Regions from separate parts of the Homo sapiens genome. Here region 1 is linked to region 2. A link is a loop called in an ENCODE intact Hi-C map of the cell type or tissue named here. Cell type or tissue: heart left ventricle. All regions are shown on one strand. Links, peaks and the distances in the headings refer to the core of each region. The heading gives the core; the rest is flanking DNA.

What was found. Peaks named below come from ENCODE experiments on the same cell type or tissue, not always from the same donor. Only the 100,000 strongest peaks of a DNase experiment are listed, where the experiment ranks them.
Region 1: a loop joins it to region 2, with 2.1 times the contacts of the local background. A loop is called at or near these places in 4 of 110 quality-filtered maps.

What each region holds. Positions count from the first base shown.
Region 1 is chr5:178,432,712-178,438,185 of GRCh38, reverse strand. The region is part of intron 2 of COL23A1 (collagen type XXIII alpha 1 chain); the gene reads left to right. Among named protein-coding and RNA genes, the nearest start is that of COL23A1, 150 kb to the left of the region's middle. RefSeq lists an enhancer at 543-1,046. In heart left ventricle, for the core only: a CTCF peak has its summit at 3,138; a DNase peak (open chromatin) is centred at 3,195; H3K4me3 peaks cover 404 bases; H3K27ac peaks cover 667 bases.
Region 2 is chr5:178,277,947-178,283,420 of GRCh38, reverse strand. The region is part of intron 5 of COL23A1 (collagen type XXIII alpha 1 chain); the gene reads left to right. Among named protein-coding and RNA genes, the nearest start is that of PHYKPL, 48 kb to the right of the region's middle. In heart left ventricle, for the core only: a CTCF peak has its summit at 3,274 (motif pointing left); DNase peaks (open chromatin) are centred at 1,960 and 3,240.

The sequences.
Region 1 (5,474 bases), core at 343-5,342, 150 kb before region 2:
CAGTTCTCTAGGTGCTGTCTGTGTTCTTCACACTTAATCCCTTAATTCTTTGGTTTGGACCACAGCAGAGGATCTGAGGATGGGGACAGGTGCCACAGAGGAGCTGTGCCCCTGCACATCTTTGGCCCCAGGTCCTCTTCCAGGGAATTAAGACACATTAGCTGAGATTTTTTTGAGGCCTAAGCAGCAGCCCTGCCTAAACCTCAAGTTTAATCACTGTGGTGGTCAGGGGCCTCTGAGCCCATGGTGGGCACTCAGACCAGGCATGAGCAGCTCAGCCCAGCCGAGGCTGACCCCACATCCCACCTCCCCCCAGGCCCCTTGCTGGTTGGGGTCCTGGGTCCCGTCCCACAAGCACCCTCCAGGACTGGGTTTGCTTCTTGACTCCCGCATCTTGGCTGATGAACATTGGGAAGGAGCTGGCCCTGGGACTGATGGAGACGTAGGTCTGGCCACAGAGGGGCCAGGTGAGCAGCAGGGAAGTAGGGGAGTACGGGGCCATGACTGTGTGATCCAGGTGGGACAGTGGGTACCCTCAGGGCCTGGGCCCTGAGAACTCAGTGGGACCAGGGCCATATGCTCAGAGGCTGGACTGACCCCTGGGCAGGCCACATGCCTTGCTGGGCAGATAGCGGCTGGGGCCCAGCTCATACAGCCTTCTACCCTCCTCCCCACCACACATCCACTCATCCACTGGCAACTGTGGCATGGGAGGCTCCTGCTGGGCTTGGGGATTCCATAGAAGTGGACCAGATCCTGGCGACCTCCTGCTCCCTGGACCCGGCTCAGTTCTGCTCCTGCAACCTCTCCTGGCACCCTGTTTCATCCCAGGTAGGTCCTAAAGAGCCAGAGGTTGGGGAAATTACTTTAGGGTCACAGCGAGATTTCTGTGACAGCCAGTAAAGTAAGCTTTCTGTTTCTGGAACCAGATCCTGGAGCCCAGGACCCCTGTGGGCTGTGTATTGTATGTTTTTCTCTTTTAATCACCAGATGAGGTGAAGGGCAGGAACAGGAGTGTGGCTCACTCCCAGCTGAATGACCTCCTGGCCGAGGCTTGCTCCCACCAGGAATTAGATAAAAGAACAAGATTATACTCCACTGAGGTGGAGGGCAGGGTATTAAGAATATATGACTTGGCAATAGACAGTCCCAGGTTCAAATCCCTGTTCTACACAGCCTTGTGATCTTAGGGAGGGGGATCACCAGGAAACAAGCAATTCGAGAGATGAGGCTCTGAATGCGTTCTGTCAATTGTGCAGGCCAGGTCGACCCCAGCTCCACCGTCTACCACTGTGCAGCTTTAACTGAGAAGTGAAACCTCTCTGACCCCCAGTCTCTTCTTTTGCAAAATGGGGGTAACACTTCTCAAGAGTTTTTACCAAGCCTGCCAGGGGCTTGGCACTGTGTCTTCACATGGTAAGTACCCAATAAATGTTAGCTGTGAGCTCTGTGGCCTGGACGGGTAATGAGGAATGAGCAGAGTTTATCTTTGAGTTCCCACCTCTTTGTTCAGTAAGGAGGGCTTAGCTGGTCACCACCGCTGCACAGGGATGCCACAGGGAAGCAGCACCTCGCTCAGCATTCTGGAGCTCTTGTTCCGAGTCAGCCCTAGGGCATCCTTGACAATGGCACATTTTGGGAAGAACACACAGTGTGTTTCCAGGTGGTTTGGACCGTAGTTGGTGTTCTGTGCCTTCTCCCTTTGAAACGTACCCCACCCTCTGCACCTGCTCTTCCTGCCCTCCCCTTCCAGCCACCCCGACCCCACCCCCCAATGCAGCCTTGCAGGGTCCTGAGGTTCTTGCCCTCTCCCCGTGCTCGCCACAACCGCTGACCTGGACACCGGCTGCCTGGGATGGGGGCAGCCTCCTCTCTGGTCTTTCTGCCTCTGTCTCTCTCACTTCCCACACTGTCCATAGCACTAAACACCAGACATCTGGGTTTGGGACTCAGCATCCCCTCCTAGGATGGTTTTCAGGGGTCTGGGCTACCTCACCCCCAACTTTTCCAGGAGGGTCCTTGCTATGCCCCCATTTTGCTCATGTTGACCTCCCTCTCCCCTCCCACTCAGCCTGTTGAGGCCAGGCGCATCCTTCGTGCCTCAGTTAAAATGTCACCAGCTCCGTGAAGTCGGCCTTCAGTGCCCAGGCAGAATTAAGCATGCTTGCTGTGCATGCCCACGATGCCCAGCACATTTGGCGCACTTGTAATGACCGCTGTGTGGCTGCCTCCCTCTTGTTCTGTAAACTCATCCCGGGCAAGAGTCAAACAGTCCTAAAATGATGTGGCATCAACATTTTCTGTGCTACCTATGTGGCAAGCATCGTGTTAGACGATTCTGCGCGTCATCTGACTCAGTCCTCAGTGACAGGTCCGGGAAGTTGAGGGGGATGGGGGTGCCCTCTCCAGGGCCACCTCCAAAACATACCATCTAAGGTAAACAGGGCCCTGCATGCAATTGCGGCTTCAAAAGCAGCTTTCCCTCTCAACACCCTGAAACCAGATCACCTCCCTCCCCCTCGCTTTTCCTCATCAGAAATTCTGCAGCTGCCCGGGAAGCCCACGAGATGCATCCTGTAGTTATCTAGTTTTGCAGGTGAAGTAACTCAGTCTGAGAGAGCTCAGTAACTCGCCTGAGGTCAGGTGGCAGAGCTGGGATGGAACGCCACCATGGCAGCTGCTGTGAGCCATGCGTGGTCTGCACCCCAGGGCTGGGCTGCCTTTCTGTGCCCAGCTCAGGGCTCCGCACCCAGGTTTGCCAAGTGGAGGGTTGAAGTTGGGACTCCTGAATCACCCCACATATAGGTGAAGATCACTTGGGGCTCCAGTGGTGACACCGTGGTCCCTGAGCTCCATGTTTGCAAATGTCAGAGCCAGCCTGGGCCAGGAAGTCCCGTTCAGCTGGGAATGAGCCACACTCCCATTCCCTTCTTTCACCTCATCCGGAGATTAAAAGAGGAGAAAAAAATACAATACAGAGCCCACAGGGGTCCCGGACTCCAGGATCTGGTTCCAGAAACAGAAAGGTTACTTTATTAGCTGTCACAGAAATTTCACTGTGACCCCAAAGTAATTTCCCCAGAGAGAGGCAAATCTCCAGGAGCCAGGAATAGACGAAAAGATTATTGCTCGCCCCGCTGGGCACACAGCGCCTGCATCCGGTGCTGGCTGGAAATCGAGCGAGCGGTGCTGGACGGGTGCCGACCCCCTCCCTTGCAGCAGAGGCCCCTGGGAAACACAGTCTTGACCGGCGGCAGGGTCGGGGCTGGGCTGCCCTGCAAGGGCTGAGACCGAGGGTTCAGAAGTGGATGCCTGCCTTCCTGCAGCGGGCAGAGGCTTTGAAACCAGCCCTGAGCTGGAATCCCATCTCCATTAAGCTCTAGCACTGGGGCCCTAAGAAAATGATACCCCACAGCCCTCCACCATCCCAGGCCTCAGTTTCCTCAGCGGTGAAGTGGAGATGTTGGGGAGGCACCGGCCTCTAGAGGGGCACAGGTAGGGTCAGATTCTTCCCTCCCTCAGCAGCACCAGGGCCAGAGCCCCCCACTGTCTCCAGATTACCCACCTGGGATGCAAGGCCAGGCGCCCAGCTGGGGTCCCAGGAAGAGCGCCAGTGGAAGGCCCCAGGGAAGGCCCCAGGCTGGGGCTCAGCTGCCCCTCCTCTCCTTTGATCTTCACCCAACCTCACCATTTTACAGATGAGGTGTGAGGTTCAGACATGTGAGAGTCCATGCCTGTCACACAGCCGCCCAATGTCCAAGTCCTGGTCCAGGCATTTTGCCCGAGGCCACCGTGCTGCAGGGGCGCTGTCCTGGTGGGACCATGTGTGGTTGCTGCATCTGTCCTGGAGAACAGTGCCTCGGGGCCAGTGAGTACGTGAGGAGGAGGTACCCAAGAAGGCTGCAGAGGCCAGCAGAAAAGCCCAGCCTGCCACTGACCCACAGTGTGACCTGGGGCATCAGTGTGTGACCTGGGGCAGCCCACTTCTCTAAGCCTTGATTTCCCTATCTGGAAAGTGGAGAAGATGACAGTCGCTGTTTCCTGAGGCATTGGGAGGGTGTGTGAGTGTGTGCGCTGCCATAACAAAGTACCAGTTGGGATGGCATCAACAATGGACATTTATTTTCTCAGGCCCGGAGGCTGGAGCTCTGAGATCAAGGTGTGGGCAGGGCTGGTTTCTCCTGAGGCCTCTCTCCTTGGCTTGCAGGTAGCTGCCTCTCCCTGTGTCCTCACATGGCCGTCCTTCTGTGTGTGTCTGTGTCTTCATCTTCTCTTGTTGTAAGGACACCAGTCCTGTTGGATTAGGACACACGACCTCATTTTAACTTAATCACTTAAAGTTTCCATCTCCAAAAACAGTAATCTCCTAAGGTACTGGGGGTTAAGACGTCAATATGTGAATTTAAGGGGGCACAATTCAGCCATTAACAGAGGGTTAAATGAATGAGAGTGTGGTAAAAATAAGTATTTGGTATTTATCCCTGGTTCTGACACAGAACTCTAAAATCCTTGGACTATTCAGAGTGATAGGAGTGTCTTTGTATGTAATGACGTGACTGGTGGCTCAGGGCCCCTGGAGAGCTGCGGGTCAGAGGACTGGAACTTTCAGCCCCACCCTCCACTTCTGGGGTGGGGAAAGAGGCTGGAGGTTGAGTTTAATCACCAATTGCCAATGATCTGATCAACTGTGCCCGTAGTAAAGCCTCCATAAAAACCCTCAGCAACGAGGTTCCGAGAGCTTCCATGTGTTAGGAGGGTGGCGACCCCACCCCAACTCCACAGGGACAGAAGAAGCTCCTGCCTCAGGACCGCCCTAGACACTGCCCTGTGGACCCCCTCATCTGGCTGTTCATTTGTATTCTTTCTAAGCTGGTAAATGTAAGTAGGATGTGTTCCTGAGTTCTGTGAAACACTCTAGCAAATCACCGAGCCTGAGGAGGCGGTCGTGGGAGCCCCTGATTTATTGGCAGTTGGTGGCCCAGAGCTTACAGCTGGGTTCTGCGGTGGGAGCAGTCTTGGGGGACTGGGCCTTAAACCTGCGGAGTCCATACCAACTTCCAGTAGTGTCAGGATGGAACTGAACTGTGGGACTTCTGGTTGGTGTTGGAGGAAGGAGGATGGAAAAGACACCATTGCATTTGGTGTCAGGAGGGAAATAAACCTCTCGGAGAGGGAAACCAAGGGAACTCCAGCTACCATGGTCTCAGCAGTCCAGGGCTACCAGTAGTAAGGGGTGTGGTGGATTCGAGTTGCCAGAATTGGTTGGTGGGTGAAGGGAGCTCTGGGGAGTCCTAGTGACCACTGCAAGGGGGGTAAGGACCAAACAGGTCAGCAGAACAGCTGAAAGGGAGCCTGTGCCCAGGACCTCAAGGAAGAGCAGGGGAGGGCCCTGGGGCACTTGTCCCAGGCAGGCACTCAGCACGACTGTCCCAGGGCTGGGCCCTTACCAGCCCCAGAACATTGGCTTAGGGGTT
Region 2 (5,474 bases), core at 299-5,298:
TCTTGGGGGAGATCCCGGCAGAGGAAAAAGCAAGTGCACAGGTCATGAAGTTGGAGCAAGCTTTGTGTGTTCAGGTACACTCAAGGTCAGTGTGGCAGGAGTGAGTGAGCAGGTGACAGGAAACGATAGGAAGTGAAGCCAAAGAAGCTCCCAGAGCTGCACCAAGTAGAACCAAGACAGAGGCGAGGGCTGGGGGATGGAACTTGACTCTGTGTTTATAGAAATCACTTGTCCCGGCCGGGCGCGGTGGCTCACGCCTGTAATCCCAGCACTTTTGGAGGCCAAGGCGGATGGATCACTTGAGGTCAGGAGTTCAAGATCAGCCTGGCCAATACGGTGAAACCCTGTCTCTACCAAAAAAAATAAAAATAAAAATACAAAAACTAGCCAGGTGTGGTGGTACATGCCTGTAGTCCCAGCTACTTGGGAGGCTGAGGCAGGAGAATCACTTGAACCCAGGAGGCAGAGGTTGCAGTGAGCCAAGATTACGCCACTGCACTCCAACCTGGGTGACAGAGCAGAGCGAGACCATGTCTCAAAAAAAAAAGAAAAAAGAAAAATCACTTGTCCCCAGAGATAGACTGCCAAGGGGTTGGAGATCCCCCACTCATGGTGCTTCCTTTGGGAACAGAGAAGAAAAGACTGTCACCCTTCATCTCCCAAAGCCCTTCCAATGTGCCAGGGAAGCAGGTGCAAGTATTGAGTGCTTGCTGGGTGCGCACTCATGCATGCCGTCTCACCATGGGAGGCTAGTGGTTTCAACCCTACCTGACAGATGAGAAATCTGAGCTCAGAGGGTGACAGGACTTAGCTGAGACACACGGCCTGCTTGCATGCCAAAGCCTGGATTAGCACCCAGGCTATGTGACCCTACTCCCTCACACCAACCAGCCAGCCTCTCAAGCTGTCTACAGTAGCAGGGCCGGGGCCAGGATGGGCTGCTTATTGGCAGGAGAGTGCTTCTCAGACCACCCCCAGAAACACATACTTGGAGAGGATGTTTGGTTTCTCCTGCTCATACCTGTCTGTATCCAGCCCTGCTGCTCCCTTCCCAACTATTGTATTCCACCCCTGGTATCAAAGTGTTAGGATGCTTTCCTGCTTTACGAAAAAAGAAAAACAAAAACTAAGTCTAACTTAAACTTAAAAGTCCATTTCTTCATTTCACCTCCTCTCCTATTCCTCATTCATACCTCCGTGTCATAGCCGTTATTAGAAATTAGGAAGAATTTCTAAATCTTCCCCTGGTAATGAAATGTCCAGTTCTGTATCACTGTGCAGGGTGTCCCTGCAGAGGAGCAGCTGAACGGAGCAGGGCATGCTCAGCCTGGGCAATATGGCAAAACCCCATCTTTTTTTTTTTTTTTTGGAGACAGTGTCTTGCTCTGTCGCCCAGGCTGGAGTGCAGTGGCATGATCTCGGCTCACTGTAACCTTCGCCTCCTGGGTTCAAGTGATTCTCGTGCCTCAGCCTCCCAAGTAGCTAGGATTACAGGTACGCACCACCACGCCTGGCTGATTTTTTTGTGTTTTTAATAGACACAGGGTTTTGCCATGTTGCACAGGCTGGTCTCAAACTCCTGAGCTCAGGCAATCTGACCACCTCGGCCTCCCAAAGTGCTAGGATTACAGGCATGAGCTGCCAATCCTGGCCGAATCCCCGTCTGTTTTAAAAAATAAAATTTTAAATCAATCAATTAATTATTAAAAAGTAGAAAAGGCCTCCTTGGCTACAGGGCAGAAACTGGAGGAAGGGGTGCGGGTAGGAGGCGGTTGCACTAATTTGCTGGTGAAGCCTGAATGACTAACAGAAACGAGGGCTGGCAGGCGTCACAGGTCAGCTCTGAGCACACCCAAAACCACACGCACGGCACCTCCTGGGCCCCGGAGCGCCGTGCCCAAGCCCCTCTGGAGTCGAGGGAGCGGTGACTGCACTTCATCTCCGGCCTCAGTCCTGGGAGCAGCGACAGCCGGGGCCCCAGGGGACTGCGAGAGCTCTGGGCTGAAATGTGGTCTGTGAGACGGGGCCTCGGCCTGGGACCAATTTTGAAATGAAGGACTCGGATGGACGGTTTGGAATTAATCAAGTGAACAAGAAAGGCCCATGGAGCACCGCACGTTCACACGCTCTCTTGCACTCTTGTAGTTCAAAAACAGCTTTGATTATAAAAATGTAATCAGTTAAACGATTTATCTGAAATATCCCAAATTCATCTGTTTTTAGATTTCAACATCCTCCATCTCATTTCCGTCTGACCCCTACAGTGCCACCCCACAATCCCCAGATTCTAGTGAAGCTGAGACCGGATGAAAGCCGACTCCGGAGTCCCTGATAATGGCACGCAGACTGGAACCTCAGGGAGATGCAACCAGGGCCACCATGCTGGCCGTTCTCCCCAGGGCCCTAAGTCTCTTGAGTCCAGCCTCTTGTCTTGGTCCAGCACTGTGTCCCCAGTGTCCCCGTGAGTGTCCCATGTGGGGCAGCCCATTCACAGGAGGCGGCCACCCCAGGTCAGTGGGGCCCGAGCTGCTGCTCCGCCCTCGGCTCCCAGATGCCTCCTGTATCTGCTGCAGTTTTTTGCATCCTCCTGGCAGCAGCCCAGGTACCTCCTGTCCACACCTAGCTCTGGGAGGAGACTTAGCAGGGACAGCAGTGTAGGGGGCCCAGCAGAGGGGGTTGGTCCTGCGCTTTGCTGTTTTGCCTGTGATATGTTTGCAGCGTGGTCACTGGCTGGAACCGCCTCCCACTTCCCCAGGCAACAGACCAGCCCCACAGCATCCTCGCCCCATCACATGGAAGAACATGTTCACAGACCTGCACAAAGTCACCGAGCCAAGCCCAGGTCTTCGAAGCAAATAGACTAAAGAGAAAGCAGTGATTTTGGTATGAAGCTGCCCCCGACCAGGACCCAGGGCTGGCACGATGTCCAGCCCATGCAGTGGAGACAGAATGGGCCCAGGGGTCTATAGTCCATGTGGCCTCAGGCACGTCCCTGGCCCCGCCAAGCCTCGGCCCCTTCAGCTATTGGGGGAACCAAGGAGATGACGCAGGAGAGCTTCAGAGTTGGGCACACGGACTGGGTTCAGGGACCGTTCCCACTGCTCTGTCCATTACCAATGCCAGCCAGGGAAGCCTGTGAGGCTGAAGGCGCCCCTTTTGGGCCTGCATCCTCAATGGCCAGCGTCCTGGCTGATCGCCCAGGCTGTGGCCCGAGGGCGGGAGTCCAGCGCAAGAGTCCGCCAGGGCTGGAGGCAGCCTTCGGCAGGTCAAGCGCGCCCTCTAGTGTTCCCTGGCCGGGCACGAGAGCCAGCAGGATGGACGTTCATTCAGAGAATCGTTCCCTTCACCGTTGTTGATCCATTCAGCGGGTATTTACTGTGTTCTCGTTATGTACGAGGCGCTTCGGCATTTGGGATACGGTAGCAGGAAACACATCCAGGGGTCCCTCCCCACTTGGAGCCTGTGGTTGAGTGGCAGACAGAACAAAAAACTCCCACAAATTCCAGCTTCACTATGCCTCGTGGCCAGGGCTAGGAGGCGGGGCTCCCGTTACCCAGACCTGGCCTGGTGGGGGTCAGGGGCACCGCCTTGAGGAAGGGAGGTGTGAGTCGAAGTCAGAAGGTGAAGAGGATGCTGATAAGTGGGGAGTTTCAGGGGGAACATCCAGAGAGGGTGCACCCAAGATGGGCCGGGATGGTAAGGGCGTAGGGGGAGGTGAGAAGCCTGTGTCCCTGGAGCACCCAGCCTTGAGGAATTGGCCATCTCTTGTCCACTCTGGAGTTCCACCCCGGGTGGCTGGACAAAGGGGCCCACAGCCCCACCCACCCAAGCTGAGAGCCCTCCCTGGGCTGGAACCTGAGGCCTCGTCTTCCCAGCCACGTGGAGGTTCTGGGCACAATTGAACCAGGCGCTGCAAGGTGGAGGGTCTAGCCTGAGAAGGACCAGGCTTAAACAAAATCTTTGCAAACCCCTCAGTCTGCCCGGGGAGCAGTGAGTTCCACATCACCAGGGGTGTGCGAGCCAAGGCTGCACATCCTCCGGTCAGGAAGGGCATCTGTGGTGGGCACTGGAGCCATGTGGCTGGTCACTGTGGGAGGAGAGGTGGCAGGAAGACAGAGCAGTGAGTCCATAAGTGAGAAACTGGCGGGGGCGGGAGCTGAAGAAGGCTCCTCAGAAGAGGTGACACGTGAGTCTGGAAGGAGGCGCTCAGGAGGAAGAGGTTGTCCTTGAATGCCAGGCCAGGGGTACAGCTTTGCCCTGAGGGCAGTGGGTGAGGGTGTGCCAGGTGCTACAGCAGCCAGAGGAGGGGCAGTCAGCAGGCAGGGCACAGGGCTCGAGCAAAGCTTTGGGCTGGTGTCCTGGCCTCTCCGAGCTCCAGATCTTCATCTGTGAAATGGGGATGATGAGGCTTCTGCCTGGCCGGTCTGTGGTCAGGGCCAGTGACATCTAGATAGGGAGGGAAGGGCCCACATTGCTTCAGCTCCACTCTGTTCCCTGGCTTCATTTACCCCAGGGCTGGCCCAGCGCGTCACAGCTGCTCTCATTAACCCACCCTTCCCCTGCTGCCTGCTGTGAGCCCAGATCCAGGGAGCCATTCCATCCGCAACACACTCAGTTTGCAGAGGAGGAAACGCGCTCCAGGGAAATTCAGCAGCTCACTCCCAGGTCTACGGGGCAGGACCTCATCATCAGGATGTACCCTGCTCCTTCACTGTGCAGGAAGGATGGGTATGTGGGGCAGGAGGTAGGGGGCCTGGCGGAGGCTGGCCCAGGAGGGTGGGAGGACTGGAGAGATGGACCTGAGCTAGAATTGCAGGCTCACGGGCTCACTGACGCTTGCAGCCGCCGGCAAGTGAGAAAATAGATGAGGCTGGTTGGGCGCAGGAGAGCAGAGAAAACGGCAGGGCCTGGGGTGAATCGGGGCACCCGCCCCATCGGGGTGCAGTTCCGCACATGCAGTCATCACTACCACATCTTCCAACATTTCCAGAGAAGCTGGAAATCCAAATTCTATAAAAATCCTTTGCATTTTTAAGGGTTTCAACCAGTTCTTTACCAGTGGGTGACAATTGTCTGTGGAAACCAAGGAGGGCCCACCCCACAGCCTAGGGGGCAGCTCTCAGGGAGGCTGGGAAACCAACCATGCCCCAAGGGTGGGGCAGGAGGGCAGAGCTTGGCCTGGGCATGGTCCAGGGGCCACAGGGCGAGGCAGAGTGACTGCAGCTTCAGTGTGTGCTGCGAGCTGTCCTGGTCACGCTGTCTCCCTCTAGACTGCCTCGTGGAGTTTGGCCACGCTGTGGCGGTCACCCTTCTGTGAAGGTCACACTTCCCGTCAGCTGCTGCTCCCTACTCTGGATTTCCACCCCATCCACGGCTGGCACCAAAATGAGCTGATGGTGTGTTCCCCCAGACTTCCTTCCACCAGAACAGCCCTCTGTGCCTGAGCTGGTGACCTGGGCAGCTCAGTCAGACAC